Linked DNA regions of Mus musculus: all the other regions are linked to region 2. Evidence: chromatin loops called from intact Hi-C (ENCODE). Cell type or tissue: heart. All regions are shown on one strand. Each heading gives the region's core, and the rest is flanking DNA. Links, peaks and the distances in the headings are about the cores only.

The links. Peaks named below come from ENCODE experiments on the same cell type or tissue, not always from the same donor. Only the 100,000 strongest peaks of a DNase experiment are listed, where the experiment ranks them.
Region 1: a loop joins it to region 2, with 7 times the contacts of the local background. A loop is called at or near these places in 20 of 42 quality-filtered maps.
Region 3: a loop joins it to region 2, with 4 times the contacts of the local background. A loop is called at or near these places in 12 of 42 quality-filtered maps.

What each region holds. Positions count from the first base shown.
Region 1 is chr4:43,741,311-43,749,197 of GRCm38, reverse strand. No RefSeq gene overlaps it. Among named protein-coding and RNA genes, the nearest start is that of A630077J23Rik, 6.6 kb to the left of the region's middle. In heart, for the core only: CTCF peaks have their summits at 3,842 (motif pointing left) and 5,904 (motif pointing right); no DNase peak of the experiment used is centred there; H3K27ac peaks cover 315 bases.
Region 2 is chr4:43,857,725-43,865,611 of GRCm38, reverse strand. No RefSeq gene overlaps it. Among named protein-coding and RNA genes, the nearest start is that of Olfr155, 7.4 kb to the right of the region's middle. In heart, for the core only: a CTCF peak has its summit at 4,269 (motif pointing right); no DNase peak of the experiment used is centred there; H3K27ac peaks cover 480 bases.
Region 3 is chr4:43,626,376-43,634,262 of GRCm38, reverse strand. It overlaps Npr2 (natriuretic peptide receptor 2), which reads right to left and starts at 2,328. Exons shown (of 22, transcript NM_173788.4): 1 at 1,412-2,328; 2 at 533-738. The coding sequence starts at 2,078. In heart, for the core only: a CTCF peak has its summit at 3,905 (motif pointing left); DNase peaks (open chromatin) are centred at 2,062, 2,722 and 3,842; H3K4me3 peaks cover 2,456 bases; H3K27ac peaks cover 1,619 bases; H3K27me3 peaks cover 146 bases.

The sequences.
Region 1 (7,887 bases), core at 1,963-6,962, 120 kb after region 2:
TTATTTTATGCTTCTGGGTGCTTTATTTTATGCATACATGATGATAACTGTGTATCATATCCACGCCTGGTGCCGACACATCACAGTCTCAAAAGCTGGAGTTACAGATGCTGTGAGACACCTGATGTGGATTCTAGAACCTTCCCGGATCCTGTACAAGAGCAGTAGATGCTCTGACCACGGAGCCACTTCTTCAGCACCATGTTTGAAGTCCCCCGCCTACCCATTTAAGGTTATACCCTCAAATACTGAAGGTATGCCCATAAAATTAAAGTTTTTTCTTTAACTTGTCTGAAAATTTATCAGAAAATAAAGTAACTTCCTCTTTATATATCTGGAACATTGTGATTTGGCTTTTTTCTTAGAGAAATCAATTCCAAGGCTGAGTGGCTAAGGGTTATTGTGGTCCTCCATAGGACCTGTAAGGTTGGTTACTTTGGGAAGTAACTTTTTGATAAACCAAATGTTAAAATGATTCTAGTTAGTTATTCTTAGTTTATATCTGTGAGCTTTTTGTCTCCTTAATGTCTGTGTACCACTTATGTGCCTGATGCTTACTCTCGGAGTCTGAAGAGGTGGGCCGAGCTTGAGTTTTAGACAGCTGCAAGCCTCCATGTGGGTTCTGAGAATCAAAGCCTGCCTGGAAAGGCAGCCATGGTCCTGGTTTCTGAGCTGTCCTCCATCCCATTAGTTGTATCATTAGCTGAAGAGTTCCACCTGGTGACCTTCTGAGACGTGAGTCTCAGACAGCGTGCCACCAGCACCTCTGGGCATACACCAAAGAAGTCACTCTGACCCCAAGTAAAACCCGGTAGTTTGCCAATATTTTCACCAGTTAGGAATTAAAGGAATTTAGTCATAGGACTTGAAAATAAATTGAAGTCTCTTTTTAGCCATATTTTGTTTTTAGTGGCGACCAAGATCTCATTCATCGCAAAGCCTTTTCCTAGGCATGAATGCCTGTGTTTGAGCCAGGAATCACAAGCGATTGACTATGACCCAGCACAGGGTGGGGTGGGATTCCTGGCACCTTTTTTTTTTTTTAAGTAAAGGAAAAAACAACTGAGCAGAAATTGTTACTTTCAAAAGCTTTTTGTGGGAATGGAGATGAAAGAGACTAGTTTTTAAAAATTCCCTTATTGCAAGAATTATAAACATGATTGTGTGATGCCAAGAAAAAAAAAAAAAAGAGTTCCAGGTCAATAGTCATGTGACTTAGATTTTACCTTTAGGGGGATTAACTAACAAGGCAGCTTTAGTTTGCTAACTTTTTAATCTAATGGGCTCTGGATTCAAATGTTTACTTTTGAATTCTAAATATTTGCTTTTGCTGAAGCTAAGCTGAATTGCCTGAGCATCGCAGCCCATACTGAAGACCAGTCTGGTTGGAGATCGACACAAAACCTACTGTGGACCTTTAAGCAAATGTATTATGAATCACTCCCTTTTAGTGGATAATTTTACCATTATATAGAATAAACTTGAAATTTTGAATTAAACGAAATCTTTTTTTAAACTAAAATTTTAAAGTTATCTTACAACGTAATGGGTTTCATTAGGCACACAAATCAAGTGACGTGAATGAATAAAAAGGCTGGCTATCTTATCTGAAAGAAACTCTGGGGCCAGAAATTCTCCGTTTGGCCTATGGAATCCCAAGCATTTAATTTAACAGGGCCTGCTGCGTCAAAGACGACCAGGCGCCTTAAGTTAACTTGATTTCCTGATAAATAATAAATCCTTAAAACACTGGGGATCCTGTGGTTTTCTGCTGCTCTAATTGAATAGAAAATATCAATGACAACAGTAGTAACAAGAGACCAAAGCTTTACCTTAGAGTGCCCCGAATCCCTGCTGAATGTTGATTTTTCCAACATTTCTCCCTTTATTTGAGAGATATTTTTATTCCCCTGAGCTCAAGCACATTGGATGGGGCAGGCAGAAGAGGGTGTCTTATCCCCTAGAGTTAAGGGGTTGCAGGTGGTTGTGAGCTGCAGGACCAGAGTGCAGGCAACTGAACTGGCTCTGGAAAAACCGCCAGGCTGAGCCATCTCTCCAGCCCCGCCCCTTACTTTGCCCGCGTCCTTGCACCTGTCTAAGGGCCCTCCATTATTTCTCATTTGTTTAAATTTTCTTTATGCTCTATTCACAAACCTTTCCTTTACAAGATCCAAATGCATTTAAGATTCGATCCTCTGACCCTTCTCAAAATAATAAGCTACTTTATGTTCCTGCTAGAGTAGCTCACAGAGCACTGAACTGAGAGTACAAATGAATCCCCCACCCCCACCCCCACCCCCACCCCCACCCCCACCCCCACCCTCGGCAAGGTCCCGGTCTGCGAATCCCTCCTCGGCAGCCCCAGCTCTTGCTTCCACAGATAAGCAAACTGCATGAGCAGACAGCGTGTCGAAGATTCATTCATATCCAGGAAGTTCTCCTATTCAGTTCAAATCCCACCTCTCTTGGTTTCGAACCAGGTCACTCTGGCACAACCAGATCTTTGCAAGCTTATAGTGGTCAGTTATGAATATAGGAAAATAAGAATGAAAACTTATGTAGAAAATTGGGCTCTCGCTTGAGAGTTGATTGTACTAAGAACTCATAATTAAATGTTTTAAGACGTGACAACACTGTTTTAGTTACACTTAAAATAATAACATCATTCTTAGAGCTATTCAAAATGTTTGTGGGTTGATAGAATTTCAGGAATTAACTTTGTAACTATGAGTGAGGTGCATGGGAGAATACACCAGATAACTGTGCTGCAAGTGGCCAAACAACAGGTTCATGTGAGTATATCAAACTCTGGGAGGTTTTAGTGCTTTTAGCGGGTTTTTTTGTTTTTTGTTTTTAGTTTTTTTCCCCCCTCTAACAAAACAAGACTTACAATCTCAGCCCTCAGGAGGCTGAGGCAGAAAAATCCCAAGTCTGCAGTCAGCCTGAGTTGCATAGTGAATTCCAGGCAACCTTGGACAATTTAGTGAGACCCTGTTCCAAAAAGCAGAAAAAAAAATAAAATAAAATCAATTTAAATATTAGGAGTTATTTAATACCTGGTGGTGGAAGCAGAGGCGGAGGCGGAGGCGGAGGCGGAGGCGGAGGCAGAGGCAGGCAGATCTCTGTGAGTTCAAGGGCACTCTGATCTACAGAGCGAGTTGCAGGACAGCCAGGGCCACACAAAGAAATCCTGTCTTGAAAACAAACAAAAGTTATTTTATATGTACAAGCACCTGGAGCATGACCGTTAAAAGAGAAAGATTTGGCACTTGCTACATCATGGATCAACCTTGAAGATGTTACATTGGATGAAATAAGCAAGTTGCAAAAGGAATGAGAGCGACCCTGCTTACAGGAGAGAAACCTAAGTGTTTAATTCAGAGACAGAAAGGAGCATGGTTGCCAAAAACTGTGAGGAGAATTACCTCTGAATCGGCTCAGAGTTTGCGTAGGATGGGCACGGTTATGGAGACGGTGGTGAAGGTTATGCGGTGTTGAAAATGTTCTGGGTACCACTGAACTCTCCACTTAAGTGGAAGGAGATGTGAGAGAAAGATGCCGCTCAGTGGGAGGTGGCCCAGCAGCTACAAAGGCCCGTGTTCAATCCCTGCTAACAGGGAGAAGCAGTTAAAATGACTAGTTGTTGTGTTGCACATGACTTACCACAGTTTGTAAAAGACGTAGGGATTACAGAGATGGTTCCGTGGTTAAAAAATACAAATAAAATAAGCCTCAAAAAAAAAAAAAAAAAAGTTTAGAGGGAAAATTTTTCCTGGTTTCTCCAAACTGCACAAGTGTGTAGCTCTCTAAATGTACACATAGTGGCCTCTAGTGGCCACTTGAGTAAACTACAGATCCTTAGAAGGTTGATTCAGAGCAGCCATGTCCTTTATTTCTCCATTATCAGTGGTTACTAGATTTCCATAATCCACCGCCACGATTAATTTTTAATGACAATTTGTATAATTTTTCCAATATGTAATGCAACAACGATACCACCTACGACATAACAGAATAAAGTGCATTCTGTGCTTGCCAAAAAGTGAGGGTCAGAAACCTGTGTCGAAAGACTCTATGTAGAGGGCTGGAGAGGTGGCTTGGTGGTGAAGAGCACCGACTGATCTTCCAAAGGATCCACGTTCAATCTCCATCACCTGCATGGCGGCTCACAACTGTGTGTAACCCTAGTTCCAGCAGATTCCATGCCCCTCCTCTGACCTCTGAGGGCATCAGGCACACACACATGCTACACAGACATACATGCCGGCAAAACATCCTTTGCAGCCCCCACACCACTCCCACATTCCTGCATCTGGATATTGCTAAGGTCTTTTACTGGTCACAGGCCATTACTAAGCTCACGATTATACCTGATACCCTACTAGTGGCCATTTAAAAATAAGAACTAGCAAAAGAAAGTGCTACAACATGCTTCTTTAAATAGCTAGAACTGAACCTGGGACCTTCGCACACTAGCCCAGTGCTCTAGCATTAAGCTTTTAACCCCGACCATCTTGGCTTTTTATTTGGGGGGGGGGGGATTCATGAAGTTGCTCCTGCTGACTCTATCTAGCTCACTCTGTAACTCCTGAAATCCTCATGCCTCTGTCTCCTGAACAGCTGGGATTACAGGCTGAGTCATAAAGGTGAGCTTCTAGCTGACCTTATCCAGAAATAATGCACTCAACAAACTGGAGTAAGTGTTCCGGGGCTGAGCAGAGGACTTGGACTTTGTAGATGGGGTTGGGGAGAGCTGATTTGGAAAGAACAGGCTTATAACCCTGGCCTTGTGGCCCGGTGGCTTCGAACTGCTTCAGCCCTAAGAATAAAGTTAACTTCGTAAGTTTATACACATAACACACACAAATCCTTTGAAAGCTATCAGGAAAAATGAGCAAACTTTTGAAAGCCACAAAACAGCCCTTCAATCAGTCATTTTGACAGGTGGCTCTGTTAAGCTTGTCAGTGGATCTGAGTTTTAACATGTGTGAACTTAGCCGGGCATGGTGGCACACTTGGGAGGCAGAGGCAGGCAGATTTCTGAGTTCGAGACCAGCCTGGTCTACAAAGTGAGTTCCAGAACAACCAGAGCTGTATACAGAGAAACCCTGTCTGGAAAAACAAATAAACAAACAAACAAAACATGTGTGAACTTTCCAATAATGATTGCTGCTGTTCATTCCCAAGAGTCTCAATAGTCACTATGGGACTACTTGGTAAAGTTATAGGTGAAGCAGAGAGAGAGGCTCGAGTCGGAAATTACTCTAAAATCTGAATAATGCGTAAGAGTAATATTGATTTCAGAGGCAAAATCTAGACGAGGGTGAGTGGACAAAAATGTTTGATCACTTAAAAAGAAAGCAAAAGCAGTGATATAGATCCACAAATCTATATCATCTGCTGTCGACCCTGGCAGCCTGAGTTCAGACCCCTGTGCCCATAGTAGAAGGGAGAGGCAACTCCTGAATGTTGTTCTCCAAACTCCACACATGCACACAGCGCATGCATACACACAGCACATGCACACATGAGCACATGTCCACACACGAATTAATCACACACACACACACACACACACACACATTGCAATTCTTTTTAAAGGAAACAAAAGCCAGGCATGATGTTGTCAGCATATAATCTCAGCACTCAAGAAGTCAAGTCAGGACGATCATGAATTCCAGGCCAGCCTGTGCTACATAGTGAATTCCAGGCCAGCACCAGCTTCAGGGTGAGCTCCTAGATTCAAAACAGACAGATAAACCAAGAATAACACCAGCAAGGACAACCTCCGGGAAGCAGGCTGCCCCTGATAGGATTGATGGCTAGTGTAAAGTTCCAGGCAAACTCTTAATACTTTATTTAGTCTGAGCTCTCTCCCTCAGTACACAGCACCCAGACCAAGACCACCAGATGGAGCAGTTGGAGCATTTGTGTTGTAAGGCTTACTTTTATTTTTAAAATGTTTTCTTTTAAATATTGTTTGTGAGATCTTTCTCCATTTTTAAGTAAATGTTTAAACCTGGCCTTTATTTTATGTAAATCCCCTCCACTGTTTTTGAGAAAGAGGCTAATAATTCCCAGGCTATCCTTGAACTTTTTTGTTTTTTTGGTTTTTTTTCCATTGTTGTTGTTATTGTTGTGTTATTTTTGAGACAGTCTCACTATGTAGCCAAGGCTGGCCTGGAACCCACAGAGATCCTCCTGCCTCTTTCTTTTGAGTGCTGAGATTAAAAGTGTGCATATAGGCTACCACCACACTTGGCCTGTTTTGTTTTTTGAGACAGGGTCTCACATAACTCTGAGCGTGAATTTCTGCTCCTCCTGCCTCCTTCCCAGGGTTTGGGATTGCCAGCTGCCACCCAAGCACCCGCCACACCCAACTCGCCCCCTCCCCCCTCCCAGCTCACAATCTGGAAACTTTCTCTGGAGCCACAGGCTTTGAACTTTTTTAAAGCAGCAGACCCTTTCCCAAAACAAAAAGCCACTGACTCGGAAATATGGGGGTGGGGGTGGGGTAGGAATTTTGCTTTTCTTTTTGTTTAGCTTTGAAACCTGTAAATTTTTTTCTTTAAGAAGAAAGACAGAAATGAGTCTCCATCTGAAAGAGATAGAAAATAGAAAATAAGCCATAATTCTGACCTCAACTTTCCACCAATTTGCAAATTGGTGCAAATATCTTGGGTGGGGTGAGGCGGCGTTTGGGAGTGTCTGCATCAGCTTCCTCCTCTACAAACTCTACAAACTGTTGCTAATACAATGAGAATCTAGGCTTGGGGGCAGGGCCAGGCGGGACGAAGAAAAATGGCAAGGGGCTTTGCACAAGTGGAAGCCCTGGAAAGCTGTCTCTTGCAAGACACCAACGTCCCTATTCCCCTCAGAGGCTTTACAGTCCTTCTGGGGAGAGACCAACCATACCAGAAGCAACCATGGTGCAGTAGAAGGCTCAGGGTGCCACAGGAAAGCAATGAACCCCTTGGGGCTTCTCTGGAGGAAAGTTTGGTCATTGGGGCAATGTCTTTGAAGAGTATATCAGAACGTTAGCCCCTTTTCTCATCTTTGTTCCCTAGCTTCCATGGAGAAAGCTGTTTCCTCTGCTACATTCTGCTGCCATCATACGACCAAAGCAAAAGGAACAAGTGACCATGGACTAAATAAACACTTCCTACTTTAAGTCACTGGTCTTGTGGATTTTGTCACAGCTGAGGAAAGCTAACTAAAGCACTTTGTAGGAATAGCCAGAATTGGTCAAAGCTGAGACTGGAGCGGGGCCTCCAGCAGCCCATCCTGGTTGCTGCCCTGGGATCAGCCGGCTGCCTGTGTCTACCTCTGCTAAGTACCAAGACTAAGAAGCAGATGAGTCTTACCTATGGGTTACATTGTAGCTGTTCTGTAAGGAGCCAGTACTGGGCTGTAAATAAAAAGACTATCTCTCATTGTGAGGGATACAGAGTGTCAGAAGGGGAATAGGGAGTATGAGAAAGGTCAAAGGTCATGGCCACAGAGCCGGGACAGTCAGCATTTAGTCTGGAAGTGCCATAAGACGTGCAGAAACGCCCATTTCCCTCTCAAAACTCGAGCCCTCTCTTGAAGTGCAGAGAGGATGTGGGGGACTCCATTTTTTACTAGGAAGATCCACCTCAACTCATATCCTAGAAAAGAACTTTGTCTATCTGTGCCCTGAGTATCCTTGCTGAGTGTAGCTCTGAGTGTCCCTTGGGCTGGGAGTCCCTTTGTAGAAACAGCAATGTTTATCTGCAATGATAATAGTCAGGTTTGCTTTTCACAACCTTGGTACTATGTTAAAAAAAAAAAAAAAAAAAGCGGGCCTGGTAGTGCACGCCTTTAATCCCAACACTCGGGAGGCAGAGGCAGGCAGATTTCTGAGTT
Region 2 (7,887 bases), core at 1,282-6,281:
CATGATGTGTTTATGTTCAGCTGTAATCCATTTGAGTTTTATGGCATCATATGGTATGACAAACGGTTCAAAGGCAAACCATCCAATTGAATGTCGATAGAACAGCAGTTCTACTATATTAAGAAGTGATTCATCTTTATGCTATTAATTTTTATCTGTCATATGTATATTAAATCATTACATTTCGAATTCATTTCTGGGTTCAATAGCACTGATTTTACAAAAAAATTTTTTTTTCTTGTTCTGCTTTCTTTTTTTCCCTGACAGCATCTTTCATAGCTCAGACTCCTCTCCAACTCAGTATGAAGCTAAGGATGACCTTGAACTCCTGACCCCTCCTGCCTCCACATCCTCAGTACTGGAATTACAGGCAGGCTTGAGCCTCCAAATCCAGCTGTGATTTTAGAAAATGTTTAAACACAAGTTGTTTTTAATTAGTCCAGTAATCGCTACTTTGTAAATCAGTTCAAGCTGGTGGAAAGAATCTCACACAGTTAACCTTCTAAAGAAGTGAAGTATTCCCCCATTCCTCTCTGCTTAACTTGTGCAGTTCAGTAGTCCCAGGAGAGAGTTAAAAGCACCGAACACCTAGGACTGGGTTGTTGCTAGACAGTAGAATGCCTGCCTAGTGTGCTTGTGAGATCCTCGTTCTGTTCCCAGCACCACAAAAACAAACAAATGAATAAACAAACACCAGGGAAATGTTTATCAGGCCAGACTTCTCTTTCCTTCCACAAATCATGGAATTAAAAAATTTGACAGATAGAGCCTAGAATCTGAATGGTTAGGAACTTCTCTGGGGGTCCTGAGAGATATCTCAGTGGTTAAGAGGCGTTCCTCTTTGTGCCAGTTGCTTTTGATGTCAACTTGACAAAAGCTAGAGTCATCAGGGAGGAAGGAGCCTCATCTGGGGAAACGCTTCCTTAAGACTGGGCTGTAGGCAAACCTGTAGGGCATTTTCTTATATGTGATCGATGCCGGAGAGCCCAGCCTATTGTGGGGGGTGCCACTTGGAGGCTGGTGGTCCTGGGTGTTATCTCTCCAGCCCCTAAAGTAAGAAAACAGGCTGAGCAAGCTGGTAAGCAGCAGTCCTCCATGGCCTCTGAACCAGCTCCTGCCTCCAGGTTCCTGCCCTGCTTGAGTTCCTGTCCTGACTCCCCTCAATGACCAACCGGTGTATGGAAGCATAAACCAAATAGGCCTCCCCCTCCAACTTGCTTTCGGCCATGGAGCTTCATCCCAGCAATAGAAACCCTAACCAAGACAGCATCCAAGGAGCGTGTGTTTTTTGCAACGGTGGCCATGCACTTCTTTCTCTGCTGTATTTATGTCTTATCTTGTTCTTGGCTGTGTTTTATATCTATCTATTTGCCTTTGGCCGCATTTTAGAAGTACTTGAGATAAGAATGAGGGCAGTCAGAATAGCTTTAATGGGATCAACTAAGAGGAAGATTGTATAGGGGCTGAGATGCTGCTGGGTTGGTGGAGGGCTGCCCCTAGCATGCATGAAGTCCGGGTCTTAATCCCTAGCACTGCATAGACTGGGCCCAGTGGTACAACCCTGCAATCTCAACGTTTAGGAGGAGGCAGCAGGTAGATCAGACTTTCAAGGGACATCCCTGGCTACATAATGAATTTGAGTATAGCTTGTGATCATGAGGACACCCCCCCACACACACAATACCAATTAGATAAGAAATTAGAATTAATAAGTGAGTTGTTTATTTTATTTGAAAACCAATTTTTGATGTATAATTTGCAGGAAAAAAGTTCTGGAGCTGATGAGGTGCTCAGAGATTAGGAGCTCTGCTGCTCTTTCAGAGGATCTAGGTTCAGTTCTCAGCACCTACATGGTGGCTCACAACTGTCTGTAACTCCGTTTCCAGGGCATCTGACCCCTGAATCTTCTGGTCTCTGAGGGCAGTAAGGCACACATGTGGTGTGCAGACATACATGCAAGCAAAACACTCATGCATGCTTTATCTTTAAAAAAATTTTTTTTAGATTTATTGATTTCACGTGTGAATGTTTTGCTTTCATATAGGTATGTGAACATACACATGCCTGGCATCTGCAGAGGCCAGCAGAGGGCACTGAATCCCCTGGAACTGGAGTTACAGACTCTTGTGATAGACACTGGGTATCTAACCCTGGCCTTCTGCAGGAGCAACATGTACAGTTAACCACGGAGGCATTTCTACAGCCTCTAGACACGTTTTGCTTTGTTTTTGTTTGTTTGTTTTGTTTGTTTGTTTTTATCAAGACAGGGTTTCTCTGTATAGCCCGGGCTGTCATGGATCTCACTCTGTAGACCAGGGTGGCCTTGAACTCAGAAATCTACCTGCCTCTGCTTCCCAAGTGCTGGGATTAAAGGCTCGCACCACTACTGCCCGGCCACATTTTTTTTTTTTTAAAGTAAAAGTAAGCAGACTGTTTTAAGATGCAAATCTATGGGCCTTAAGAAATTAGTGTACAAAACCAAGATCAGAAGAGCCCCTGCTCCTCCACAAGGAGTCCTGTGTTCACATAGTCAGTTGGCCGTGGCTTCAGACAACAGTTGTGTTTTTGGCTGCTGCCTCTTAGTGTTGACTACTCCAGGATTCCAGTCATACGCTGGGCTTCTTTCTCTTAGTACACTATTTTTGAGAGAATCTCATTTTACAGCCTGTTTTGATAGTTTTGTCGGTTGTTTTGATAATTTTTCAGTTGTTTTGCTAGGTGTCGTTCCACTGCATGAACATTCAACTTACAAAAATTAGTGTGTGCCTGTGCGCGCGCATGTGTGTATGTTTGTGTGTGCATGTGTGTATGTGCATATATTTGTGTATGTGTGCATATGTGTATATATATGAATGTGGTGTATGTGTGGGTATATACATATATATGTGTGTGTGTATGTCATGGGAAATTCATACAAAAGCATGAAGACCACAAAAACTTGTAGGTTTTCCTTCTCGCTCATGTTGGTTCCAGGGATTGAATTCAGGTTGTCACGCTCTGCAGCAAGCGCCTTACCCCAACTAGTTTTTTGAGAAGGAATCTAACACTAGTCCAGGCTGGTTTCCAACTCATGATTCTCCCATCGTAGCTCAGCCACCCAGATGCTAGCCTTACAGAGTGCACAGCCATGCCCACCCTCTTCGGACATACCTACAGGTTATTTGGTTATTTTCAGCTCTGCCTGTTGTAACTAAGACTCTCTGGGCCTTTGTTCATGAGTACATGGAAGGACTTGCATGGTCATTTCTACCGAGTGAGCACTCATGTCTCAAAGTGCACTTGGAGTATTTTAATTTATGGAAGTGGCTGGGTGGTGACACTCGGAGGCCAATGCTATTGAAAGATAATTTTATGACTTAATTTTCCAAGAGGCGAACACCACACTACACACTGTCATTGGGGAGGAGCAAGGGAGCACTGAGGCTGGGTCAGGAGTCAGAAGCAGGAGTAGGGGAAATCACAAGGCTATATTATTAGGGCTTTTGTGGTCCATACAATGCAAAGTGGAACAAGCTAACGACTCAGGACTGACTCATGGACTAACATTTGGGAAGTGGCGTTGGGAAGCTCAGTAGTTCAAGGTCAACCTCAGCTACACAGCAAGTTTGAAGGCAGCCTAGGTCCATATGAGAGCCTGTCTTGAAAAATCCACAAACAAAACAAAACAAATACAAACAACATTAACAATAAAACCCCCTTTCCCTTCCAGAAAGCCTGTGGTGTAGTGTTAGTGTCTTAATACACCTAAGAGAAAAACAAAGGCTTTGTTTGAGGCAGAATTTCCTCACCCTCATGACTGAGCAGGGGAGCTACTGGACATCGTGATTTGAGAAACATAAACCAGTCTGGTCAGAGCATTATTATCTGGCAGTGTTGACATCAACTCCCCGTGTTGTAGTCGTGGTGAGTGCAGAGAAATAACAGCCACCTGGGCACTTAATAAATACAGAACATCTTTCCGAAATGTAAGAAAGGGACCCCAGGAGGCTGCGAACACAGTAAAGTCTGCATCTAGATATTTCAAGGCTTTGGGGCTCGACACTTGGTAAGGAACGTCCACTGTCCACCTAGGAGTGTCATTCCTGCCTCTCCACTCTGAGCGCTGCGGGAAGAGCATGGCGGGAACAGACTGGACGCTTACTAGAGATGTAGCATCTCACCCACTTTCGCTTCACTGAGACCAACTCTGCCTTTTCACGAGGTCCTCAGCATTTGAGGTGCTGCTAAAAACTTGCAGAATTCACGACCAGCAACTCTCAGAATGTCCACCAGATGGCAGGTTTGCAGCAGTCAAGCCGTAGCTGAAGCCGCCAGCCACCCATGGCACCTTATAATAGTCTGGGGATTGGTGTAAGAAGGTGTGAACTTGCCCTTGAACTTCTGGGAAACGCATGGGGGAGAGAGTGAAGAGGAAACCCTAATCAAAGAGTGGCAGGTGGCCCTCGCCAATTCTTCTCACCTGGTTGTTCTCCATAGTCTTCCCATGCATCATGTAGTGGGAGGAGTGGACACACATTCTTACAAAGAAACTGAAGAGAGGAGACTCAGCCAAGTGTCCAGCAGTAACAAAAGCCTTTAGCCAGACCTGGAGGGCAGGCGTCTGGCTGCAGGCCTGGCTGAAAGTGTCCGCACAGGGGCAGGCAGCCTGCCTGCCTTTCAGCTCCCAACCCACTCCATTTGGAACGGGTCCTACTCAGGGCCTGACTGAGCCTCTAAGGGAAGTGAGCATCAGCCTTAACCAGGAACACACAGGGCTGGCTCTGGTTGCTAAGGAATACTGTGAGCTCCCTGATAGCCTCTGAGCCTGTGGCCAGCATGGGCTGAGGCTCCCTGACTGCAACTTCCCCTCAGTTGGCTTTGTTTTCCTCTTTCAGCTCTAAAAACAGTCACTTGAACAAGTTCTGTGTGTGTCTGTTTCTGTGTCTCTTCTCTCACTCTCTCTCTTTCTGGTGTCCTGATTAAGAGCACATTTGGGTTTTATAGAGCTCTATAGAGGATGTTGGAGTCTGAACAATATATGCTCAGACTTCAAGAACTTAAGAACGTTTTGGGGGAAGGAAGCAACAGTTACATTTCTCATCCCATTGTTAGCCATTAGCAGGGATGCTAATTAGAATCATCAACGTGCAAACCTTACTACAGTTCCTTAGACTAGAAAGAGAAGGACCACACAGTGCAGCGAGGCTGAGGAGATTGCCAAGGAACACAAAATCAGCACTTCCTGCTTTATTCACTATGGTGATGTGTTAAAGAAAAGGTGGTGTGAATATGTATACACACCCTGCAGAACATTGAAGCCCTGTCATTTGGGACAAAGTGGTTGAACTCAGAGGGCAGACGAGCTGTAAGTCTCGGGCCTGCAGGGAAGTTAGCTGTGTGCTCAGGTGCCGTACGATGGAGAGGAAAGCCATCTTGCTGGTCCCTGAGCACACACGGCCGTGCGCAAATCTCCAGACCTAAGTCTTGGATACCCAAAAAAGGTACGCCTGTGATGCCCAGCAGCTGCATCCCAGGAGCCTGCTGTGCCCAAGTGTCTGGCTCTCTGCCGGCTCTCCAGGGGCTGTGCAGGATGGTGAGTGTTGGTGGCCCAAAACAAACACACCAGACCGGGAGTCTTGTCAAAGCAGGAACTAGTTTTATTGTATCAGTCTTTTGTTTATACAGGGTTGAGGAAGGAGGTGGGGATTTTTGGTGAGGTAAGATGATGTAAGGGGTAGGGAAGGGTGACAGTGTGGGATGACTGACAGGGCCAATAAAGTTATTCTACACCATTGGTAGCTTGGCAAAGGCAGGCTTAAGCAGGTCTTGCTGAGTCACTCCAGTATGGAAGTGAGCAAGGTAGGTCTCTAAACTCGAGCAGAGGCTCAGGTTTCCTCACTAGGCCTCAGAATCTGGCCGAATAAGGCCCAACACCTGAGATGGTAGCAGAGTTTCCATTCTTGTAGAATGCTGACAGTTCCCCTTGGGAGGCAGAGGCAGGGATCTCTGAGTACAAGGCCAGTGTGGTGGTTTGTATATGCTTGGCCCAGGGAGTGGCACTATTAAGAGGTGCGCATGTTGGAGTAGGTGTGTCACTGTGGATGGGGCTTTAAGACCCTCATCCTAGCTGCCTGGAAGTCAGTCTTCCACTAGAAGATTTCAGATGAAGATGTAGAACTCTCAGCTCCTTCTGCACCATGCTTACCTGGATACTGCCATGTTCCTGCCTTGATGATAACGGACTGAACCTCTGACTCTGTAAGCCAGCACCAATTAAATGTTGTCTTTATAAGACTTGCCTTGGTCATGGTGTCTGTTCACAGCAGTAAAACCCTAATTAAGACAGACAGCCTGGTCCACAGAGCAAGTCTTGAAAGAGAGAGAGAGAGAGAGAGACAGAGAGAGAGAGAGAGAGAACTCACAGTGGAGTGATATTTCTTCTGAGTAGTTCTCCAAGGGAAACAAAACAAACAAACAAACAAACAAACAAACAAACAAACAGGAGTAAAAAAAGTCAAAGCACCAGAGGGTTTAAAGGCATATTTAGGCTCCCACCAGTATCCAAAAGAAAAGGTCAGAAGAGAAGAAAAGAGGAATATTCTTGCTTGAGTCAGGACTCAGAGCAGGCAGACCCAGCCAGTCGTGCTCCTAGGGTCTGCACTAGGAGGTGGTGTGAACTTAGGAGAAGAAAGTCCACTACAGAGGTGAGCCTGCCTTCCTAGAACACACCCCTGGCTGGATTTACTCTTAAGGGAGGAGGCGAATGCATGTCTCCACCCAGAGGTGAACTCCATTCTTTACTATAACACACTTAACAAATACAATTTCCACAACTCAGTTAAGCCAGGAAAAAGGAGCTATTTTCAAGACTTTGTCTTAACACAGCAAGTCAGATTCTCTGGAGCTTGCAAAAGAGGTGGGAATGAGACAGAGCAAAAAACTGCAGATTCACCAGCAAAGAGCCCCAGACTTCCCACTTCCCTCAACCTCTCTTCTGAATTATGACCACTTTCCTCGCCTTGGTAGAGGCTCTGGCCCACCTCTCTGTGGTGGGCTGGTTAGGACTCTGCTAGTTCAAAAAACACTAAAAGCAGGGTCCTCATCTTACAGATTACCCCGTGCATGCTGGGCACAGTGGTACATGCCTTGGGAGGCAGAAACAGATGGATCTCTGTAAGTCCAAGGCCAGCCTGGTCTACACAGAGAGTTCTAAGACAGCCAGGGCTATTTAGGGGAACCCTGACTCAAAAAAATTTTTTCCCTGAGCTTTAATGTGGCTCACTCCTGGAATCCTAACACTTGGGAAACTGAGGCAGGAGGACGGTGCCTGCTTGGACTATGCAGTGAGATCCAGGTCAGGAAGGAAGCTCTGGTAGATTCCCTGTCCAAAGACAACGACAATTTCCATACAGCTTAGCTTTCTCTTTCCTGTCTCCCCCTGGAAAGTCCACACAAAACCCTCATCTATTTTAGTGTCTCATGAACTGACCAGAACCTCTGCTACGGTCTGGATTGGGCACAGCAGACTCCTGGGGTCTGGCATACATTTCGAGTGTCCACGGCATAGGCCTGGGGGTTTGCTGACAGGCATGAATGCTCAGGGACAGCAAACGGTCTCAGTGGGTGAAGGTGCTTGCCACGAAAGCCTAACCCTGGAGCCCTGAGTTGGATCTGCAGAACCCACTTTAAAATGCAAGGAGAGAACCAATTCCACGAAGATGTTCTCAGACCACTTCAGGTTTGTCATGGCATGTGCGTGCACACCCAATAATAACAATAACTTGTAAAAATGAAGAAGAAGTTTGTGCTTAGATATAATTGCTGCCTCCTGGATATGACATAGACTACATGTGATAAACCCATGGGGTGAGGAATTGTGCAGGCATCAGGTCATGGATGCCTTAGGGA
Region 3 (7,887 bases), core at 1,963-6,962, 230 kb after region 2:
GCCAACCATGCAAACTGTCTGTCCCCTGAACAGTCTTCTGGATCCCTGTTTCACCACTCTGTGGGTCTGGCGTGTGCCATGAAAATTACAACAGATTCATTTCCTTTACAAAAGCCTATATCCACCATTCCTCTCCAGAACCGCTGTCTCTTGGGACCTGTTTCATGCACAAAACTGTCTCCTTTCCTCACACACTATATTATAGTTTCACCTTGCCTCTCCAATAAGGATGACAGCCCTTCCCAGGACAAGGCTCAGGTCTTTCCCTTCCTGCCTTCCAGCTCACTGCTGGCACTTAGGAAAGCATCCTAAGATCTCTGGTAGCGGCCAAGGTCAGTCTTGGCAAGCACACTAGGTAACAGTCACAAATCTCAGGAAGGAAGAGTGAGACCAGACACAGAACATTTCTGACCATTTCCCTTCCATAGCACACCACACCTGCCCTATTCCAGAGCCTTCAGGAGGGTCTTGGGAGAAACAGATCCTCCAACCAAGTGAGTCTTCCCATCTTTAGTTTGGGTTCCAAAGGTACCTGAAAGGCCTCTCTGAGGGCCTGGGCCTGTTCCTGGGTTCGATTGTCCTGCCATGGCCGGCCTGTTGCACGGGTGGGGCCTGCTCGGAGACTCTCCCCAAAGACATCAAGGTAAAAGAAGACATAGTCCCCATTGGTCAGGTTCTCCCTCTGGGCCTGAAGCAGGATCTCATGCAGCATTTCCAGGGGGCCGCAGATATACACAACTGGGAGTGCACAGGACAGAAGGGCACCCTGAGACAGCATCCAGGTCCCCCCTCCTCTCTGAGTCATCCCATTACAAGAGAGTGCCCTACCCATCGACCACCCAACAGATGTTCCCATCCCTCCCCTTAGAGCTCATGTCGCAAGTGCCCTGGGGCCACATGGACCATCTGGTCCAAGTCAGAGCCCAACTCCAGACCCCAGAGACTGGCGTGATGACCCAAGCCCCTCCTTCCCCCAAAGCTGTGTTTGCTAGACTTCACAGCCCCCACGTCCCCTCCTGCCTACCTCTCCCTAGGCTCACAAGCACTTGTGCTCACAATTTTTGTGTGAGCCTTACCTGCTTTCCCAATCAAACCTGAACCCATAGAGTCATCTCTATGCTACCAAGAGGCTTTGTGTTCCAATCTAAGGGGTCTCTGCTCACAGACAGGTGCACATTTCAGATCAGACATCACCCACATCCACTACTCAAACCCCAGCCCCAGGCTCAGCCTTGCTGACCTCTGACTGATGCCAGGTTCTCTCAGGAGCTCTGTCCTCAAAAGTTCCTCCATCCCAACCATCACATAGAACTCTCCCCTTCCTATCTCTGCCTATTTCTCTGTGTTGCACTGCTCCAGGGACATAGCGGCCCACCTCCCCTGTTTCTAAAACAGCCCGGGCCACACTTACTGCGCCCGTTGGCTCTGATGAAGTGGGTGGCTTGCTCAGGGCCACCTGGCTCTCGGGCATACACCTGGTGCTGCACACTGAGGTTGCTGCCCTGCAGGGCCTCAAAGACGCCCTCGATGGTGAAGTAGTGGGGCCGGTCATCTGTGCGAGCATCCAGATACAGCAAAGCAGCCCGAGCTGTCCAATTGAAGTGCCCGTGCAATGTCACTACAAACTCACCCAGCTTGGGCGCAGAGGGGCCAGTGCGAACCAGGGTACGATAATGCTCATTCTTAGCTGCAAAGCCAGAGGCCACTGCCCCCGCAGTCAGGAGGGGAAGGCGCCAGTGTGAGGCAAAGCGAGCCACAGAGGCAGCGGGGTACACACAACCGGGGCCCAACAGAAGGTCGGGGTCATGGTACAGCTTGAGGTCCACAGCGCGCAGTGGTGCCAGGTACTCAGAGCAGGCGCCGTCTAGTTCGGAGCTGACAAACCGCAGGTCCACGGGCAGTGCCCGGCCCAGTGCCTCCACAGCCAGTGCCACAGCAGGACCCACCCGTGGCCAGGCCCAGGCATAGCTCAGGTTGTGTTCTGGCAGCACCACCGCCAGCGTCAGGTTCCGTGCCCCCGGAGGACGCACCCCACCTGCCAGGGCTGCCACCACCAGCAGCAGGGATGGCAGTGCCATGGGGATAGAGCAGCTGACCCACGGTCCCCCGAACCAGGGGCCGCTCTGGCCTACTGGGCAGGCACAAGCGCCACCCAGCCTGGAGCCTGGGGAAGAGGGCCAGGAAGAGAAGTGGGGGCAAGCTTAGTCGGCCCGGATACAGAAAGTGCTGGGGACCACGCAAGAAGAGGATGGGGGGAAACCTGGGTCGGGAAGGAGTGGGCTACCAGCCCACAGCCAGGTCCAGGGACTAAGGATAGGGTGGCAGAAGGAAGAAGAGACCAAGGGGGCCTGCGACCGGGATGAGGACAGTGAGAGGTGAAGTAGCCTGACAATTCCAAGCCGAGAAGGGAGGAATCTGAGCCTGGGATGGGGTAGGGACTTGGGGGAGGCTGGCACAAAGAAACGGCCCGGGGACACCTCACAGCTGATCGGGCCGGGAGAGCAAAGAGCTGCGAGAAGCCAGAGCCCCGGGCTGAGGTGGGAGGGCGCCCGCCGCGGAAGGACTGGGACATGGGCAGGCAGGGAGCGAAGCGAGGCCTGGGCCAGAGGGGAGGGAAAGGCAGGGGTGACTCTCCCAGTGACGGCTTCTCCCGAAGCTCCTGCCTGGACTAACGGGCCCGGGCGCTGGTCCCATCCGGAGCTGCGGCGGCCCCGCCCGTGTCCCCCGCTCCTCTCCGCTCCGCTTCTCCCGGGCCCGGCGGCCTGCGCTGCCCGCCGCTGCCTCCCGCCCCCCGCCTGGGCCCCCGCGCGCGCCGCTCGCTCGTCCAGGTCAGGTCGCCTCGGCCCGGCGCGTCTCCGCTCGCTGCGCCCGCGGCGGCGGCCGAGTGTGACTTCCCCGGCAGGCCGCCCGACCCCGCCCCTCCCCCTCCCCTCCCCGCCCGGCCCCACCCTCCGGCTGCTGCTGCCACCCCCACCCCTGCCTGGCGCCCAGGGACCTCCCAGTCCCCAAACCACCCGGTGAGCGCCCCAGGGGCTCAGCACCCCGGGCCTCTAGGCCAGCGAGGTTCATGGGCGTCCCCATACTGTAAGGGCCTTCCTCTGCTTCCCCCAAGCCCCTTGTGCACAGGACTGCTCCCATCTCACTCATGCCTGCCTTCTTCCCTTGACACCCCACTTTTCTTAGAGTCCATTCACTCAATCAGATTTCCGCAGATGCTCCAGTCTCCAGGAAACTGTCAGAAATCCCCAATCACTGGGTATCCATTTATTCCTGGGTAGGGAAAACTCTACCCATCTCCTCAACGCCAGAGTGCTTTTCCTCAGGCAGGAGGAAGTCAGACCCTCATGGCACCAAAGGACTCCATTCTTCTCGGATCTTTATGGAGTCCACGAGTCCTCCTCTTCCTGGGGACTCAACTCTCCACTCTGTTTCTGTCTCCACGGTCGTTCTGCTCTTATGCCTATTGGATCCATCAGCCATCTGTTCCCAGGGCCTTGTCCTTTTGTCTTCCTGAGCCACACTTGGTGGGAGCTTATGGACTGACTAAGCCTAACAGGCCTCAGCAATTAAAGTTCATTGTACCCCCACCTAGGGATCCACCTCACTCCTAAAATTCCAGGCTAGAAAGTTCATCCAGGTACCCCTTATCTGGAGTGCTGACCCCATCTGGAAGAACAGCTTGTGAGAGATGACATCATTGCAAAGGGAACAGCTATGGCACCTTGGGGAGTTCTCAAATTATCAAAAAGGACATGCACATAAACACATTCTCCTCCATGCCGACAGCCAGTTTCTCTCCCACTTGAAGCCACTTCTCCAGAAATCACAGTGCCAAGAAGCCAAAGGCTCCCCAGCAGAGACTGAGAGCTTGCAGGCTGAGGACAATCTTTCTCTGAGATGAAGGCGACCCCTAGTGGCTTGAGGAGAAATTAAGGACCGAGTCTTTTTATTCAGAGCCATGAGTTCTGGCTGCTGTAGGCTGGAACACGAAAGAAGCTAATTGTTTCAGCTCTTGCCTTAGAGGGGCACACAGCTAAAAACCCTGGTCCCTGGAGTGAACACAGAGGTCATAAGAAAGCCACATTGACAAGTGGCCCTGCTGGATGCTCTATCCAAATAGAAGCTTATGGGTACCCCTCCCCCCTTTAAAGAACACCGAGGGAAATGAATTCTTGCTCCAGGCTGTCAATCCTGTTGGTGAAAAGGAATTATGCTCTGTCTGGGCAATAAAAGGAAGAGCAGTCACAAAGGGGATGGACAATATGAAAAAGACACGACTCTCAGGCCTGTCATCTTGGGACTGGGAGACTGAGGTAGAACGACCGTGAATTTGAGTAGCCTGGGCTACATAGTGAGTTCAGAGACTGCCTGAGCTAAATAGCAAATGTCTCAAAAAAAATGGTTCCTCTCTTATTTATAAATATTTACTTATTTATGTATATTATATATTATTCTATTTATTTATATTTACTTATTTATGTATATTATTTTATTTATTTATTTATTCGTTTGTTTATAGTTACTTGTTTAGAAACAGGTACTGGGGGCATGGCTCATGCTGCTCTCCCACTCCCAGTGCTCCTCGCCTCAGTCTCCAGGATGCGGCAGGCACTCACCACATGCTGTTCTCCAGCTCCACACCAGTCAACCAAATCACTGTTCTCGCGAGAAGAGCAGAGCAGGGCAAAAATAACATAACATTGCCAACTCACAGAGCGCAGAGGTAGAATGGTTCCAGTCCACCTGCCCAGAAATAATCGAAATCGAAAGCAGCCGCCAAGAGACAGGTCACACAGTCGCGATCCCCACCCCCCAGCCCCCACCCCCGACCCTCTAATCCGAAATGGCTTTTCAGTGGTGGAACAGAAACTGGAAACCGGGTTCCCTGATTCCTAAGGTGAGGAGCCTCTTGGTAGAAATTCTGCTGATTCATGGACTCACAGTGTCTCGGCCACCAAGGCCCAGCCAAGTCTTTCAGGGACGCCTGTGGATTCCAGTGAGAGACAGGCACCACAGTTACCCGGGAAGCACAGGTGCAGCTGTGTCCATTATTCTCGGTGTTTAGAACTAGGCGTTATCTTAAGGATTAAACTTTCAAGCACCATCCAGTGTGCTTTCTTCCTTCCAATTAGCGGTGTGTCTAGACAGAAGAGGCCAGTCAGCAAAATTAAATGATATTTATTTATTTATTTATTTATTTATCGTGTACACATGTGGTTTGTTTTCCACAGGTATGTGCAATGTATGTATGTGTACAAAAAAAAAAAAAAAAAAACCAAAACCAAAACCAAAAAACAGTCCACACCCAGTGTTTTCCTCTACCATTCTTCACCTTATTATTTTTGAGATAGACTCTCTGACTAAATATGGTGCTCACCAATTCGGCCACACTAGCTGACAAGCAATCCAAAGTGATCCTGCTTCCACCTTCTCAGTGCGAGGATTAGAGGCACACACTGCACACTATAACCAGCTTTTGCCTGGGTTCTTGAATTGAAACTCGGGTACAGCAAGTTCTTATGAACTGAGCCGTCTCCCAGGCCCAGCTTAACAAGGTTTTTAATATCCGGTGAAAGGTTTTTTCTGTAATTTTGAAAGGAAGGTTAAACATATCATGACTGAGAGTCTCATGCTTTACTGCCTGAGCTAGCCTGGCATCGAAGGCATCTACAAGAGTGACCTTAGCCAAGACTCCTAGTAATAAGGGATATGGAACCTACATGGGCCATCTCTTGTATCCAGGCAAGACTTCCAGTGAAGGCATTGGGACTCCAACCCAGCCACAAAACCTTCTACCTGCAATTTGTCCTGTCTGCGAGGTGTGCTAGGGTAAAGGTGGCATATAACTTGTGTAAGTGGCCAACCAATGACTGGTCAAACTTGAGACCCATAACATGAGAGGGGTCCACCCCTGGCACTGCCTGGAGTGTCAGGAACCAGAAACTGGATAGCCCAGAGACCAGGGATAGAACCAAACAAGACCTACCAGTTTTAAAAAAGAAGTCAACAATACTCTGCTACAGTTGAAGACTGGAGCCTAGCATAATCATCACCAGAGAGGCTTCATCTAGATTCATCTGGAAGCAGATGCAAAGACCCACAGCAGACATTAGGCAGAGCTTGGGGAATTCCGTGGAAGAGGGAGGGGGAGGAAGGATTGTAGGAGCCAAGAGGGGTCAAAAACACCATAAGAAAATCCACAGAATCAACTAACCAGGGTTCGTAGAGGCTCACAGAGACTGAATCAGCAATCAGGGAGCCTGTATGGGTCTGCCCTGGGTCAAACACACACACACACACACACACACACACACACAAAATGGTTGTAGAGCTGTCTCTGACATTTTTGCCTGCTTTTGGGACCCTTTTCTTCCTATAAGATTGCCTCATCCAGCTGTGATATGGGGATTTGTGCCTAGGCTTATTGTAAACTGTTATGCTGTGTTTGGTTGTTATCTGAAGGGAAATAGGAGTGGGTCTGGGAAAGAGGGGAGGTTGGGAGGAAGGGAAGACTGCAGTCAGGATGGAATATGTGAGAGAAGAATACCATGAATGTTTAAAAAGAGTCATAAATGACAATTTTGGTTATCTGTATATTCAAAGTACCCAAGCTTCTGCTATTGCTGTAGACAGTAAGATCTGGGCTGTGTGTAGTAGCCATGCTACAAAGCATGCAAAACCTGGGAAATCTCAGATTCAACTGATCTAAGGGTCCCCCCCTGTTGTTGCCATGGTTTCCCACTATTCCACAGATAGTCCATCCTATCAGTTCAGAACATCAGTCTGGCTAGATGCTAGAAGTAGTTATGGGTTCCAAGCAGCCATGTTCCTAAGCAAAAATAAAAAAAAATAAAAAATAAACAAAACAAAACAAAAATCCTAACCCCAGTCACCCTCAGTCAAAGAAGCCTCAAAGCCCAGGCAGACCAAGCGAGAGTCACACTCACCCTAATCCCCGTGGTGCTTAATCTATGCTGTCAACTTTACTAGACTTGGACACCCAAGAAGTGCATGTGAGGGATTTCCAGAGAGGTTTAACTGAGGAGGGAAAACCCAGCCTAAATGTCAGATAACACCATTCAGTAAGTGGGATCCAGCATGTAGTTCCTGCTACCCTGCTATAAACTCCAGGCAGACTGAGCTACCAGCCCCACCCAGGTTCCTGGGATCCGCAGATTAAACACACACACACACACACACACACACACACACACACACACACTAGCTTACTTTTGGCATGCTTTAGCTCTTCTAAGCCTTCCTCAGCTATCACACCCTTCTTTTCACTCCCAGCTCAGCACCCTAAATCTGCCCTGAACTTTAGTCCTAGCTCAGTTACCTTTAGTCCTAGCTCAGTACCCTAGATCTGCCCTCAGCTCAGTTCATTTCTAATCGCTTGACTGCTACCCCAGGTCCAATCAGGGAAGCGGCCAATGGCCACTCCACCCTAGATCTCACACAGCTGGTGGCTCTTTCGCCCTCTGAAGCATGGTAAATCTTTTTCTCTAGTGTCTGCTAGCCTGCCTATGGGAAAACTGGACGTCCTGTCTGTTCCTCCCAGCTCATTGGCTGCTAGCATCCTTATTGATTGATCAAGGACCCACTGTAGAACAGGACCGTCAGTTTTCAAACACAGATTGCTGATCAAAGCGTCATAACCACCCTCTACACTGGACTGAATAAAAGAGCAAGCAAACTGTGACCACTACCTTGTGTGGCTGATCCATTCCTTCCCACCACAATGGACTGCACCCTTAAACTGTGGGTCAAAATTAAACCCATCCTTTCTTAAAAGTTTTTGTTGTTTGTTAGTTTGTTTGTTGAGACAGCCTCTCGCTGTGTAGCTCTGACTGTCCCAGCACACTCTATATAGACAGGTTGGCCTTG